2 separate regions of the Homo sapiens genome follow, and region 2 is linked to region 1. A link is a contact called in ENCODE Hi-C data. All regions are on one chromosome and are shown on one strand. Each heading gives the region's core, a stretch centred on a gene start or an enhancer-like site at or near the end of the contact. The rest is flanking DNA. Distances are from core to core; before and after follow the strand shown. Region 1 has its middle 96 kb from the start of RFX6. Region 2 has its middle 21 kb from the start of ROS1.

The links. Hi-C counts contacts between places; a loop is a spot of excess contacts on that map. Pooled maps may share reads with other maps.
Region 2: a loop to region 1 is called in a map of K562, with 3 times the contacts of the local background. The contact joins two enhancer-like sites. A Hi-C loop is called at or near these places in 1 of 168 maps with a recorded cell type or tissue (K562), 1 of 37 single-sample maps with no recorded cell type and 9 of 50 pooled maps.

The regions. Positions count from the first base shown.
Region 1 is chr6:116,969,963-116,977,116 of GRCh38, forward strand. No RefSeq gene overlaps it. Among named protein-coding and RNA genes, the nearest start is that of RFX6, 96 kb to the left of the region's middle. Within about 2 kb of position 4,214, at least 2 of the 41 ENCODE cell types and tissues checked have a DNase peak (open chromatin) inside an H3K27ac peak, as active enhancers do.
Region 2 is chr6:117,442,800-117,450,196 of GRCh38, forward strand. No RefSeq gene overlaps it. Among named protein-coding and RNA genes, the nearest start is that of ROS1, 21 kb to the left of the region's middle. Within about 2 kb of position 6,077, at least 2 of the 41 ENCODE cell types and tissues checked have a DNase peak (open chromatin) inside an H3K27ac peak, as active enhancers do.

The DNA.
Region 1 (7,154 bases), core at 2,964-5,463:
TTTCCATCTTAATCAGGAAGCTTTTATCATGGGATCATTTTAAAAATTTTATTGTGGATAATTTCAAACCTATACAAAAGTGAAAAAGATAGTACCACCCTCCACACACTCATCCACCCAGCTTCAACAGTTATTGACACAGGTCCAATCCTCAGTGTCTAACTTTCTCCTGTAGCATTATTTTCAAGTATATATCACACATATTATTTCATTAATAAATGTTCTAGTATGTATTCTAAAACATACTAGACTATTATTCATTAATTATATACAGATTAATATATATTTATATATACTGTTATTATATATTTATATATTTATATTAATATATAATATATATTTTATATTAATATATTATATTAATTAATATATAATATCTATTATATATAGTTCACTATATAGAATGAACATAACTATAATATTATTACTAGACTTAAAATTAACATTTCTTAATATAGAATATCCAGTAAGTGTTCAAATTCTAATGCCCTATGAATCATTGATTTTTCATAATTTGTTTGAATTAATTTCAAAGTAAGGTTCACAAATTGTGCCTCATTGATATGTATTTTAAGACATTTTAATCTACACATTTCTTCTCCAACTCTCTTTTCTTTGCAATTATTTTTGAGGAAGCCAGATTGTTTGTCCCATAGAATTTCCTTCTTCTGGATTTTACTGATTGCACCTCTGTATATTTTAATAAGTTTTTTTTTGTCCTCTGTATATTGGTATTTGAGCCTAGAGGCTTGCCAAATAGGTTGAATTTTTTAAGCAAGATTACTTTATAGGTAGTGGTGTGTTCGTCTATCAAGAGGTATCAAGAGTCTGATGATTACTCCTTTGTCCTGTTAGCAGCTGTTGATGCTCAATGCCTAAACAATTAATTCATTCATTGTGGGTTGGAAGATAATGATAGTAATGATATGCTAATTCAATAATTTCTTATGTACTTAATAACTGGACTATTCTACAGAAAAATACTTATGTTTGGTTACCCAGTGATATAGTTTGTGTAGGAAAGACAAGTTACTAATTTTTACCTTCTATTTACTAATTATCAAAATAATGAGGTGGTTCCCTAAAACCCTCCAAAAGTGACTAATTAATTTTGTTTCTAATCATGTGTCTTTAAATGACCTTTAAGGTCAGTTTTGGAATAGTTGGGTTTTGACACAATTCACAGGTTTCTACCAATTAATTATAAATTTGCTTTTCCATTATTCTTATTCCATTTTTTTCCCTTTTTTACAGTGATATGTATTTTCAACCTTTCATTTGGATAGGTATCTTTTTTCCTTCAGTGGGAAGTTACCTGTTCCTTCTCCCAAAGCCTTAAATATTTATTTCTATTTTTTCTCTCTCTCACCCAGTCTCAAACATAAACCTACTCATTCATGCATTCATTCATTTATTTGTTCATCCATTAAACAATGCCTGTGAGTGCTAACTATGTGCCAGGCATTGTCCTGAAACAGACAAAAATTCCTTTATTATTAAAATTATATTGCAATGGGGAGGACAGGAAACATACACAAGATAAAAAAGACCTCCCACTCCTGTTTTTAATGCCATCCTCCCATTTTTGTTCCCCTTTCTTCCCAACAGCATTGTCATCAGTTTTAAAGCCTTCTGAATTATAATAATGAATGAAGCTATTTTTTTTTGTTTGGAAGTTGGCAAGAAGTTGAGATGCAGGGGAATTGGAAGGAAAAGTTTTTTGTTTTTTTTTCTGCAGTTGTGAATGTATAATACTGTGTTTCTTTATGTCGGTATGTTTATACCTAGTTGTGCCTATGTAATAACTTGGCCAATGGCTAATCAGGGAGTTTGGGGGGTCAGAAGCCAGGTCCCTGAAAATGGTATTGCAGAACAGAAAGAGACCGGTGATCACTGGTGTGCTAGATACTCTGGGGACTGGGATACAATTTTTTTGGTATTGTTAATACTTTGTTTCTCTGCCTAAACTAGCATTTCTTAAAATGATGCATATTTGAATTTCCAGGAAAGCATAAGAACTACTAATGCCCAGGACGTAGATGAATACATCAGAGTTTCTGGGGGATGGGAATGGAGACTGTTCTAAAAGGTCCCCAGGTGATTCTAATGTGTAACCAGAAATGAAAATGTGAGGCTAAACTTTCTGTTAAGTAATGACCAAATAAAGCAAGTTCTTCAATACTGTCATTAGAGGGCAGCACTGCCCCAAAAATTCAAAAATCTGACCTGTCATCCATGTCTCATTGCACTAGTTTGATAGACATTTTTTTGCATTTTAAATTAAATATCCTACTTTTATAAAACTGTACTTGGGTTCCAGAATTATCTAAGCTTTAATTGTACTTTATAATTCTATTAATTTTAAAGTAATAAAAATTTAAACTTTTAAAGTAGTTCTGATTATAACAGCAATTTCAACAAATTCAGGTCATTTCAAACTACATTAAAATTTATTTCAGTATTTATTTTAACTGATACATATCATTGCACATATTTATGGAGTACAGTATGATGTTTTGATACATGTATATATTGTGTAATGGTCAAATCAGGGTTTTCAGCATACTCATATATTTATCATTTTTGTGTGGTTAGAATATTTGAATTCATCTCTTATAGCTATTTTGAAATACAAAATATTTAACTACATTATTTTAAGCCAACATTATTTGAAACTACAGACGAACAACTCCAAAAACATTACCATAATAAATAACATTTCATTTTTGATGAAAATTGGGAGAAATATTTCAAGATTTGGCAAATAGTATTAATTTTTTAAAAAATAACATGAGTTGTCAGCATGATTGATTTCCAATCCTAGAGGTTCAAAGTGTACAAAGTTGGACAAGATCAGGAAATAATAGAAAGGAATGTATTTCATAAGCCTGTGTCAGTGTCTGAGAATAATTTGAAGATGTTTGCTGTACTGATTAGATTCGGCAGATGGGAGAATTCTTGAGTCAATAACCCAGCCTGATTTTATACAAAGATTCTCACTTCCTGAAAACTTATGAAAGGACATTATATATTTTTAAAGGCTTTACCTCCAGTCTGCATTATATATGAGTGGGGTTCCTATCATAAGATGGCAGAGAATGTAGTTGATCTAATAAAGATTAGGTTGAAAAAGTGATTATTCCCTAAACCTTTTCAGGGTGGAGAGAGTATGGGTGTCAACTTGGTGGAGTGCTGTTTGAGAAGTAGCATTAGGTTTACTTAAACATGGATTTTATGGCACCATATGGATCAAATCTTTCTTCCGTCTACTTTCACTTGTTGTCAATACATACGTTTAAAAAGTAAGAACTCTTCTAAGAACTGAAAAGTCCCACAACAGAAGTCTATTTATCAAGGGCCTCATTTTACAATGAAACTTATCTGTCTCGTTGTTCTGAGTACTGTAAAAATCTAGTTATTTAAAGAATCAATGCAGCAAACCCAGAAATAGTAACTTTTTTATATTCATATATGTATAGTCATTTGGATATAGAAACCAACTTTATACACACACGTAAACATACACACATACCCTCACCAATGGACTTTGGGCTTTAATAACATGATGTTTCTATTAAAATTTAAGTTCCATCCACACACTATGCCAAAAAGTCTCATTAATGTAAAAATGATCATTCAACAACATAGCCTCAAAATTCACAAACACTGCAGCTTTTTACTCCAGAGGTCCTTATATAGATGGGCAAGACTTCTCTTCACTGCAGATATTCCACTGCATCCTTGTAAGACTTGAACTAGACATATATAAGATTATAAACTAGTTATACCCACATTTATGTAGTAGAAATTTGTTTAAAGCACAGTGAGAAAGGCAGCAAAGACCAAAGACACCTCCCCTCTTATAAATAATATTTCTCTTCTTAGGTAAAATAGATTTGTACCTGATCTTTCTAGCGAAAATACTTTTCATCTCTAAAGATGCCAAACTGCCTGTGTTGTGCTCATTCTTCAGCGTGTATGAATGAAAACAAGATAAAACATGGTGTTAACAGATAGCAGAAGAGCCTTGCTCGTAATGGTGCAAGGACAATGAGCATTCCTAATCCCATGCTTGGAACACTCTGCTGCCCCCACATCTGCTGGTCTCCTTTCCTATAGTCATGGGAGCTATTTGGCCATTTTGCTTAAGCGCACACAAGTCAACTGATTCCCCAGTCCCTTTGCCACAGGCCTGCAAGCGTAGGATGGAAAACAATTTCAACATTCGCTGCTTGGACTGCCGCCCTTAGAAGCACATTTGTTGTTCATACATGGTCTTTTGGCTGCCTTCTTTCCCAGCCATCTGTTAAAGGAGACATTGTGCCTGCTCTGATGGGATGGTGCCACTATTTCTAAGAGACTCACAAAGTGTATGTGTCTTAACTACCTGGGCTTTACAAATTTCAAAGCACATTTACTGATTGGTATTGAATTTTAAAAGCAATGCATAATATTTGTTGGTTTGAAAAAATCATTATTAAAGACTATTTCTTAAAGCAGTTTTAGGTTAGCAGTAAATTGTGAGGAAGGTTCCCAGATATGCCAAATATCCCTTCCCCTACACATACATTTTAAAACTCTGTAGAGCTGAGAAATAAGTAAGGGCTACATTCTGTGTCCAGATAACTTGTGAAATTCCCAAAAGAACTATCCAGATCTCCTTTTAGTGGGGGCAGACAATGATATTGAATGCTGCTTTTTCCATGATTGAATGCAGGATATAAATACAGCTGTATGCATCACTGCTTTCTCCTTTCATGTGACCAGCTCTGAGAAAACAGTGACTATACACCTGTTATCCTCTTATCCTCAGGGCTACACATGTCTCATCAATTCACAGAGCTCGTTTATACACTCGGAATAGTTGATTTGTGTATCATTGATTATGCTTCAGTCCATGAGAGCCAAATTTTCATTGGCAAGCCATATTAGCACTGAGAGTTCATGTATGTGGTAATAGATTTGCTCTATGACATTCCCAAGGACTGGGATTGCCTTTCCAAAGACGGTTGGGTTGAGCTTTTTGTAGCTTTCAGCTTGTACATTTTTGAAGTTTGCCATTTCCCTTTTCAAGTTTCCGATGTGCTTTTCCCCAGATTCCTAAGCATTCCCAGGCAGAGTCTGAGCCTGTCCCCAGGTCTCTGTCAGGTTTCATCTTTCCACTGGATAGGTCATCATGTTTTGCAGCCAGCTTGTGTATCCTTCTGCACTTGGCTGATGACCATTTCACATATTGACATCTGGATCGGAAAGCAAAGCTAATTTGGGAAGCAAGACTAACAAAGCCAGCCAAATACCACCTGAATGAACTCTAGCACTGACTCAAACAATAAAAATTGTTATTGTGTGTGATTACCACCAAATTTTATCATTTCTAAGTCTTGTTCCTCCAAAATTCCAGTTAAAGTAATAATTTCTTAACTGAGACTAACACATTAAAAGAATAATCTAAAACCATGTATTTTTTTGGTAAAGGATTACCAAATTTATAGTATTGTGTTCATGCTCAGGACTAGATGATTATTATTTATCTTATATAGAAAGTAGAATCTATCATCTTTTTAACAAACAGATGTGGTAGGTGATGAAGATACATTATCTCACTTCATCCAGGGGGATTTTGTTCAGGTGATGGGTAGCTGTAAGTGAAGTGGTTGCATATTGTGTGAAGAGCAGTCCTCATGCAGAGTGCCAGGCTAGGCAGGGAAGATCTAGAAGAGGAGTAACTGGGTGGAAAGGGCAAACAGCAGAGGGAAGTTCTCATGAGCTGAACAGTGGTAATGGGATAGCAAGCAGTGAAATGAGCTCACTGACCAGTTCAGGAGAGTGTAATAGGCGCCTTGTAACTGAGGATGAGCAATCTGATCTCAGAGCCCCATGCAACAGGAAGCTATGACTGGTTCTGTGTACTGGGCTAGGGTGTGGTAATCGAGACTACTTATGATCTGTTTGTGTTCCCCCCAAACTAATATGTTAAAGCCCAATCCCCAGTGTAACGGTATTAAGAAGTGGGGCCTAATCAGGTAATTAGGTCACAAAGAGAGAGCCCTCATGAATGAAATTAATTCCCTTGTAAAAGAGCCCCCAGAGAGGTCACTGTAACTTTTTACCATAACTTCACATGTCCCTTCTGCCATGTGAAGTTACAGTGAAAAGACTGCCATTTATGAATCAGGAAATGGGTCCTCACCAGACACGGAGTCTGCCAGTGCCTTTATCTTGGACTTACCAGTATCCAGAACTGTGAGGAGTGTTTGTTGTTTCTAATCCACCCAGTTTACGGCATTTTGTTATAGCAGTTTGAATGGATTAAGACACGAATTAAGGCTTAGGCTGAATGTAGCCTAAAAAATTACATCACAGTGGGACAGAGCCTAGGAAGGCTTACGGCTGATTGCAAACCTGAGGTGTTCTAGCCTACAAATGGGTAGTTAACTGCCTCTGACAGTGAGCTCTGAGAGAGAAGCACCATGTATATCTTTCTTGTACATCATTACGTTTCCAGGGTTGAACACAGAACCTAGCACAGTCATATACTGCATAGTGATGTTTTGGTGAACTATGGACCACATAAACAAAGGACTATGGACCACATAACATGATAAAAAAGCTGAAAAATTGCTATTGCTTAGTGATGTTGTAGCCATTGTAATATCATAGTACAATGCATCACTCACACGTTTATGGTGATGCTGGTGTAAATAAACTTCCTGTGCTGACTTTTTAATAGTTATTTTACAGTGTACCCCTATTTATTAAAAAAAAAAGTTAATTGTAAAACAGCCTCAGGCAGGTCCTTCAGGAGATATTCCAGAAGGCATAATTGTCTCAGGAGATGACAGCTCTAGGCATGTTTTTGTCCTTGAAGATCTTCCAGAGGGACAGGATGTGGAGGTGGAAGACAATAATATTGATTATCCTGACCCTGTGTAGGCCTAGGCTAATGTATGTGTGTGTGCCTTAGTTTTAACAAAAAAAGTTTAGAAAGTTAAAAAAAATTAATAAAAAACTTATAAAGTTATAAAGAAAGGAAATGTGTGTTTTAAGCTAAATGTTATTACAAAAAAGTCAAAAAGGTAAATTGAAAAGTTTATAAAGTAAAAGTCACAGTAAGCTAAGGCATATTTATTATTATTTTTTAAATCTAGTGTAGC
Region 2 (7,397 bases), core at 4,827-7,326, 470 kb after region 1:
TGACACAGAATCATAGCCATTTTGAAACAGACATGAGGCATGTTCTCTTAACTTAATGAGTATTTACTACTCACTGGAGAATGGTTTATAAGCATTATCTTGTTCCATTCTCTTAAGACTCAATAAAATAATTGTTAGCATATCCATTTACAGTTGAGAAAACTGAAGCACAAAGAGGTTTAAAAAGTTTCTCAGGTACACACAGATAGGAGGTAGCAGAATTGGAAATGAAACCTAAGTTTATGTGACCCTAAAGTTCATAACCTTAACCTTAATATTAAGCTGCTATTAGCCAGATGATGTTTTAAATGAGTCATTAGTATTCTTTTCTTTTTAGGAGGCTGGAATATCTCATTCGAATGGTCCTGCTCCTTTTAAGGAGGAAATTTATTTTATGTATAACTATGACTTCGAAGTTTAGAATAACCCCTACCACCACAAAAAATAAAAACAAAAACCAATGATCAAACACAGAGGAGAAACAATCCCCGAACTACAGGAAATTGCATTCTAAGGGTTGCTATAACTAAACATCTCTCGGTTTTGGAATGTGAATAAAGCTTTCAGGGGTAATGGCAATATTTTAAGTCTATTATTATCCATCGTAATAATAACACTTCTTAAATAAATATTTAATAATAAGCTTAGATTCCTAGAGTCACTGGCACATCTCTTGTTCTCTTCCTATAATCTGGTTTCTAATCTTTCTCTTCAATTTTTAACCTTCTACAGCTGCACTGTCCAGTAGGGTAGCCACTAGTCACATGTGGCAGCTAAGCATTTGACAGGTTGCTAGTACGAATTGGGACACCCTGTAAGTGTAAGCTATCTCAATTGTTAATATCGATTACATATTTAATGATATTTTGATACATTGGGTTAAATAAAATGTTTTTAATTTTATTTAATTTACATTGTATTAGGTTATTCCCAGAATACATGAGATCTACTGCCTATATTTCAAAGGAGTTACTAAAACAGAGATCTAAGACTGAGTAGGTCTTGGTTAGTATGCTAAGCTTTGGTTTTTGGGGAACTAAAATTGTCCCTATGAGCTCGAATTGGGGCTTTCTTATTTACCTAAAAACATATCATTAGGTCAATCAGTTTAATCAGGCTATTCTTCCCTGATCACTAGAATTCTGAAAAGTTAACCCTAACTAAATCCCTTTAATATGTGTGAAAAACTAGACTTCAGTTGTCCTTTCTAATCATGAAGACCACTGTGTTGACAGGATTATTGAGCACTGTGTCTTTGAATCTTCTCCCTGGGAGAACCCTGACAGTAGAAGACCATTAAGAGTTAAGTGGAGGTGATGCCCATCTCTGGATGCGGGCTTTGAGTTTTGAGCTTTGAGCTTTGCAGGAGCTCAAATTTTCTTCGTATCTCCAGTTTTGGTTTTAAATTCATGCAAACTTAGGATTTTACTCTATAACATTTTTTAATATAAAAATCAATTAAAAATTAACACTGGATCCACCAACTTCCAGACTTCTTTAAGTGAGCTCAGGTTTGTGTTAAGATATTTTCAGTTTGTTATTTTAATTCTTAGTCAAGAACTTCTCAATTGATATACCATAACAGAAGCAAGAAGAATATAAAATGTTAACAACAAAAGATGAAGCCTAACACCTTGGATGTTCTGGATGTTCCAAAAATGTTCATGGATGATGAATATAACTATCAAATGAGTAAAGTTTTAATGTCAAAAATATCCCCAAAAAAGTCTATCTATTTTTCTGGGAGCTTATTTCACTAACAAATGCAGGATGTGTCCCAATTAAACCTCAGGAGCACATGGCCTTTATTTACCAGTAAAGTTTGTCCCAGATATTAAACGGTCTTGCTCAACTACAGTTTACTGTCCACAGCCAAGACAGCTATATGTTCCCATAGCATATGTAGTGCAGATGACACAGCTAGTGTAGGCATTTTTCTGCTTTTCTAGTTGCTTTTATATCTGCCCTGAATTCTTACTGTAATATTCACTCCAAAACTTGCTCAATTGATTTCAAGAGGATTTCTCAATAGCTGGTATACCCCAAGCCACTTACTTCGAGTTACAAGAAAACTATGTTCTCATCCTAACCCCACCTGCCTCTTAAACCTCTACTTCTGTCTCTTCCTCTGGGAACTGAATAGTCAGGGATTCCCAGGGGAACAAGAGAGCCTGGAAATGGGTCTCAAGAGACCCAGTTGTGAGAGCTGTGTTAAGATAGCTGGCCTGTGGTCCCCAGGACAAGCACTGGCCTCATCAGGAGTGAATACTCTTATCTAGAAGGACAGGTACACATTGTTTTCCTCTTCCAAGACTTGAGTTGCTGGACACCAACTCAAACTCTGGACACTTCATTCTCTTCAGATCTTACTGCAACACTTGGAAATTTCAACATGGCAGTCTACCAGATCTAATTCTATACCAACACACTGTGTAAAGATCAGTTCTTCCCCTTCTTAAAACATTTTCGTGGCTAACGCATGTAATCCCAGCACTTTGGGAGGCTGAGGCAGGCAGATCACGAGGTCAGGAGATCGAGACCATCCTGGCTAACATGGTGAAACCCCGTCTCTACTAAAAATACAAAAAATTAGCCGGGCGTGGTGGCGGGCGCCTGTAGTCCCAGCTACTCGGGAGGCTGAGTTGAGGCAGGAGAACGGCCTGAACCCGGGAGGCAGAGCTTGCAGTGAGCCGAGACGGCACCACTGCACTCCAGCCTGGGCGACAGAGAGAGACTCTGCCTCAAAAAAAAAAAAAAAATTTTGCTGCCTTTCCATTTTCCTTAGAACAATCTCTGAAATCCCTAAAGTTGATGTGGTGTACAAGGACTTCCTCAGCCCACCTGGTCACCCTCTCCCTCTCTGACCTTCTTCTCTTACATCACCCTCCAACCAGCCAGACTCCTTCTGGTCCTTCCCTCCCCCCGTGAGCCTTTCCCATAAATCTCCACTGCCTGGAAAGCCCACCCCCCTCCCCAGCAGATTCATCCCACCCATCCCTCACATCATTTCCCCAGGGGCACCTTTTCCAACCCCAAAGACTAAGTTGTTTCTTCATTGTATGGTCTCAGGGCTCCTTGCATGCTCTTTTTGCCTACAGTTGCCACACTTATAATTATTTTATTGTCTTATATAACTTTTTGATTATTTATTTAAAGGATTTATTTCACCCTAGATTGTAAATCCCCTGAGATTAGAGAAGGTTTCACTGCTGATTCCTTGAACAACAATTTTGGCTGATAGGTTCAACCATGTGAAATGGCCGATAGACCAACATCTTGACCTTAAAAAAAGTCAGTTTTAGGCTGTGTGCAATGGCTCATGCCTGTAATCCCAGCACTTTTGGAGGCAGAGGCAGGTGGATAACTTAAGCTGAGGAATTCGAGACCAGCTTGGGCAACATAGCAAGACCCTGTCTCTAGAAAAAACAGAAAACATTAGCAAGGCATGGTGGTGCATGCCTGTGGTCATAGCTACTTGGGAGGCTGAAACAGGAGGATTACTTGAGCCCAGGAAATCAAGGCTACAGTGAGCTGTGATCATCCCACTGTACTCCAGCCTGGGTGGCAGAGTGAGAGACCCTGTCTCAAAAAAAAAAAAAAAAGTTAATTTTATATGATCCAATTCAATAACCATTCAATACATATTTATCAAATAAATACATTAATAAACCATACATTGTGGTTTTAGGTGGTGTGTGTGTGTGTGTGTGTGTGTGTATAATCAGCTACTAATGTAAATTTTTACTTTTAAAAGAAACTCCTTAAGTTCTGCTAACTTTTTAAATGTATTTCATTGGGTTTCATAGATATTTCTCAAAGTTAAACACAACAACAAATTCCAAAAATGGTCCCTACTAGAAATACAAGTTTGGCAATTTCCCTCACCTCCTTTGATCTTAGGTTAATTTTCTATTCTCCTGAGTTTTCTTCATTCTTCTGTGAAATTAAATTCAGCCGCCTGTCGAGCTCTCTGGATCCCTTGCAGGTGAGTTCTGCATGACTTCCTTCTGACCTGTGGAAGGAGGAACAAGGAATATTTCCAAATTTTGCACTGCCACCCCCTTCCCTCCCTGAGCGTTAGGCTAGACAGTAGTGGCCAGAAGCCCTTCTTGCTTCTCTCCTCCTGAAATTGATTCAGCCATTTAAGACTATGACTGTTCTCCCACACAGAAACTCCTCTCCAGAAATGCTTGGCCCAAACTCCCCTAACATTTGTAACTTCGTATAACTCTTTTGGTTCAAGTGCAACAAAAAATGAGTGGTACGGTGATGCCAATTTTGAGGTATCATAGTTAAGCCATGCTAAGTCACTTTAAAAACATTCCATTTTATTCCTCCCACAAAGTCACCCCCTCAGAGACTCTGGATGAGGGGAATACTGAGGGAGGAAAACATCCAGAAGAACAGAAAAAGGCAGTGATGTGGGACTTGAAAAATACTGCACAGAATTCTGTCTTCACCCCAAAGGCTGATTATTATAAATTAAACAGTTTGCCCACCTCAAGCAAGCATTCAACAGGCACATCCTATGTGCCAGTACTGTGATAACCAGCACCTTAGAGGCACTGGCATCCTGGCTTATGAAGCCCAAGGAAGGTAAAGAAGAGATGATTTTCCAGGCATGGTGGCTCACGCCTGTAATCTCAGCACTTTGGAAGGCTAAGGCAGCAGGATCACTTGAGCCCAGTAGTTCAAAGCCAGCCTGGCCAACATGGCAAAACCTCATCTGAACAGAATATTTAAAAAACTAGTCTGTCATGGTGGGTGCATGCTTGTAGTCCTAGCTACTTGGGAAGCTTAGGTGGGAGGAACGTTTGAGTCCAAGAGGTTGAGACTGCAGTGAGCCATGATCGCACCACTGGACTCCAGTCTGGGTGACAGAGGGAGACCATGTATCAAAAAAATAAAAATAAAAAATTTAAATAAGAAGAGATGATTTGATGATACAGAGAAAAATAGGAATGATCTAAAAGAAAGCAACTGAAATGGCTTGCTGCTCAAACTTAAAGCCTTTGCTAAATGCCCATGCTTTGGAGCACTAGAGAATGCCTGCTTTAAATATAGGACAAGAGAGGTGCTGTGCATCATGAAATAAAATGATGCCTAACGGCTAACTGGAAGAAAACAAAGATGAAGGAAGAACAAGTGGTCTAAGAAGAAAGGAGCAAGTCCTTCAGAAAGAAGGTTCTTGAAAACATCACATCCTGTCCCTCATCCCACCTCAGGAGCTGCTTGCGATCCAGGACGCCTGAAACCCTGCCTTTCCAGGGAGATTAGGGTAGAAAGCTCTCCCAGTAACAATCTGCTGATTTGAATTTCTGATGAATAGCAGCTCTGTGGAATTTATCAACATAGCCAGACCAGAGCCACTCTCCAAGGGACAAAGAGCCAGCATCGCCTGAGAGGAGAAGCTTTCTCTCCTTCACCCAGACTCAGCACTTGGTCTGTACCTGGCAAAAACAGGAAACAACAGCAATAATAGGAAAAGGAGAGTGTGCACGCACAACAGTCACAGTAATCCTGCCTTGGAAGGCCAACCAGATCGCTCAAGATCCCCACTCCTTTAATCCTTAATGCTCAATTCAGTGAGCACAATTATGAAATCTGTTTTACAGACGAGGAAACTGACGCTTGATTGATTGAGCCAGAGGTAAAACCCAGATGTGTCTGACACTACATCTCCAAATCTCTATATAGCCAAACATTGCATCTGAAATTCATGGCTTCCTTACTCTCTTAAATCATTTCCAAGTTAATTGATTCTATAGTCTATAGACCTGAAAGTAATTAATCATGGAAATGTTGAGGAATAAACTAGTTTTTCATATACTGCCTTTCTACTCATCATCCCTTTTGCTGACAGTCTGCTGCAATGAAAACATGACACCAAGGATCTATTTACTTTATTTTTAAACAGCTTTATTGTGATATAATTCATATACCATACAGTTCACCTATTTAAAGCGTGCTATTCAGAGGCTTTTAGTATATTTACAGTTGTGCAACCAGCACTGCTATCGAATTCCAGAGCATTTTCATCACCCAAAAAAAAAGAAACCCCGACCCATTAACAGCCGCTCCTCATTCCCCCTCCCGACAGTCCCTGGTAACCACTAATCTACTTTGTCTTTACTGCCAACTCTGGACATTTCATATAAATGAATCATACAATATGTGGTCTTTTGTGTCTGGCTTCTTTACTTAGCACAATGTCTTCAGGGTTTATCCAGGTTGTAGCGTGTGTCAGTACTTCATTCCATTTTATTTCTGAATAATACTCTATTATATGAATATGCCACATTTTCTTCACCCACTTAGCAGTTGACAAACATTTGGATTGTTCTCACTTTTTGACTATAATAAATAATATTGCTAATAACATTAGATCCATTCACTTTTAATTCATCAGACTTTCCTTTTACCCTAAGGGTTACTGTGAGCTCCCATAAGTCTGTAACAAATTGCTAGAAGCAAAAAAGGCTAAAATCCCTGGGCAAAAGAGCCATATGTGTGTCATATGTAGAAACTCTGCCCAGTTTACCAACAACTTTCCCATTTTTAGCCTTAAAGTCCTGGGAAAACTTTGTCCCAGGAAAAATGGAACAGTTGATCATCCTAGACTGGAATTTAGCTCAGAAGACAATTCTAGAAAGTCTATTTCCTGGGATGTTTTTTGGTTTCTGGTAAAGGTATGGTTATATTTAAAGAAACTGACTTATGCAGTAACCATCATTTTCCATACTTTCATTTAACAGGAAACAATTATTTTTAATTTTTAGTGAACAATGCCTAACATTTTCATATATACTCATTTTAGAGTTACAATCGATGAGGCTATTTGCCTTGCATATTTTTTAAGTGGAATACTAGTTACATATTCAAAGGCCTTGTTGGGACCGGGCACAGTGCCTCACACCTGTAATTCCAACATTTGGGAGGCTGGGGTGGGTGGATCGCTTGAGCCCAAGAATTTCAGACCAGTCCAGCCAACACGGCAAAACCCCCATCTCTACAAAAAATACAAAAATTAGCTGGGGTTGTGGCACGGGCCTGTAGCCCCAGCTTCTTGGGAGGCTGAGATGACAGGATCACTTGAGCCCAGAAGGCAGAGTTTGCACTAAGCAGAGATGGCACCACTTCACTCCAGCCTGGGTGACGGAAGCAAGACCCTGTCTCAAAGAAAGAAAAAAAAAATGAAAAAAAGCCTTGCTAGAAGCTGAAAAACTTATGTCCACAGGGTGGCGGTGTAACACTCTACAAACTCGGAATTGAAGTAAAAGCTAAATTAACCAAACTTCATCTTTTATTTGAACTATGCGATTTTATGGGAAAATGGGTAAGACCAACCAACTACTTGTGAAACCAGTTGCTTTATTTTATATTGATAAACAGCCACT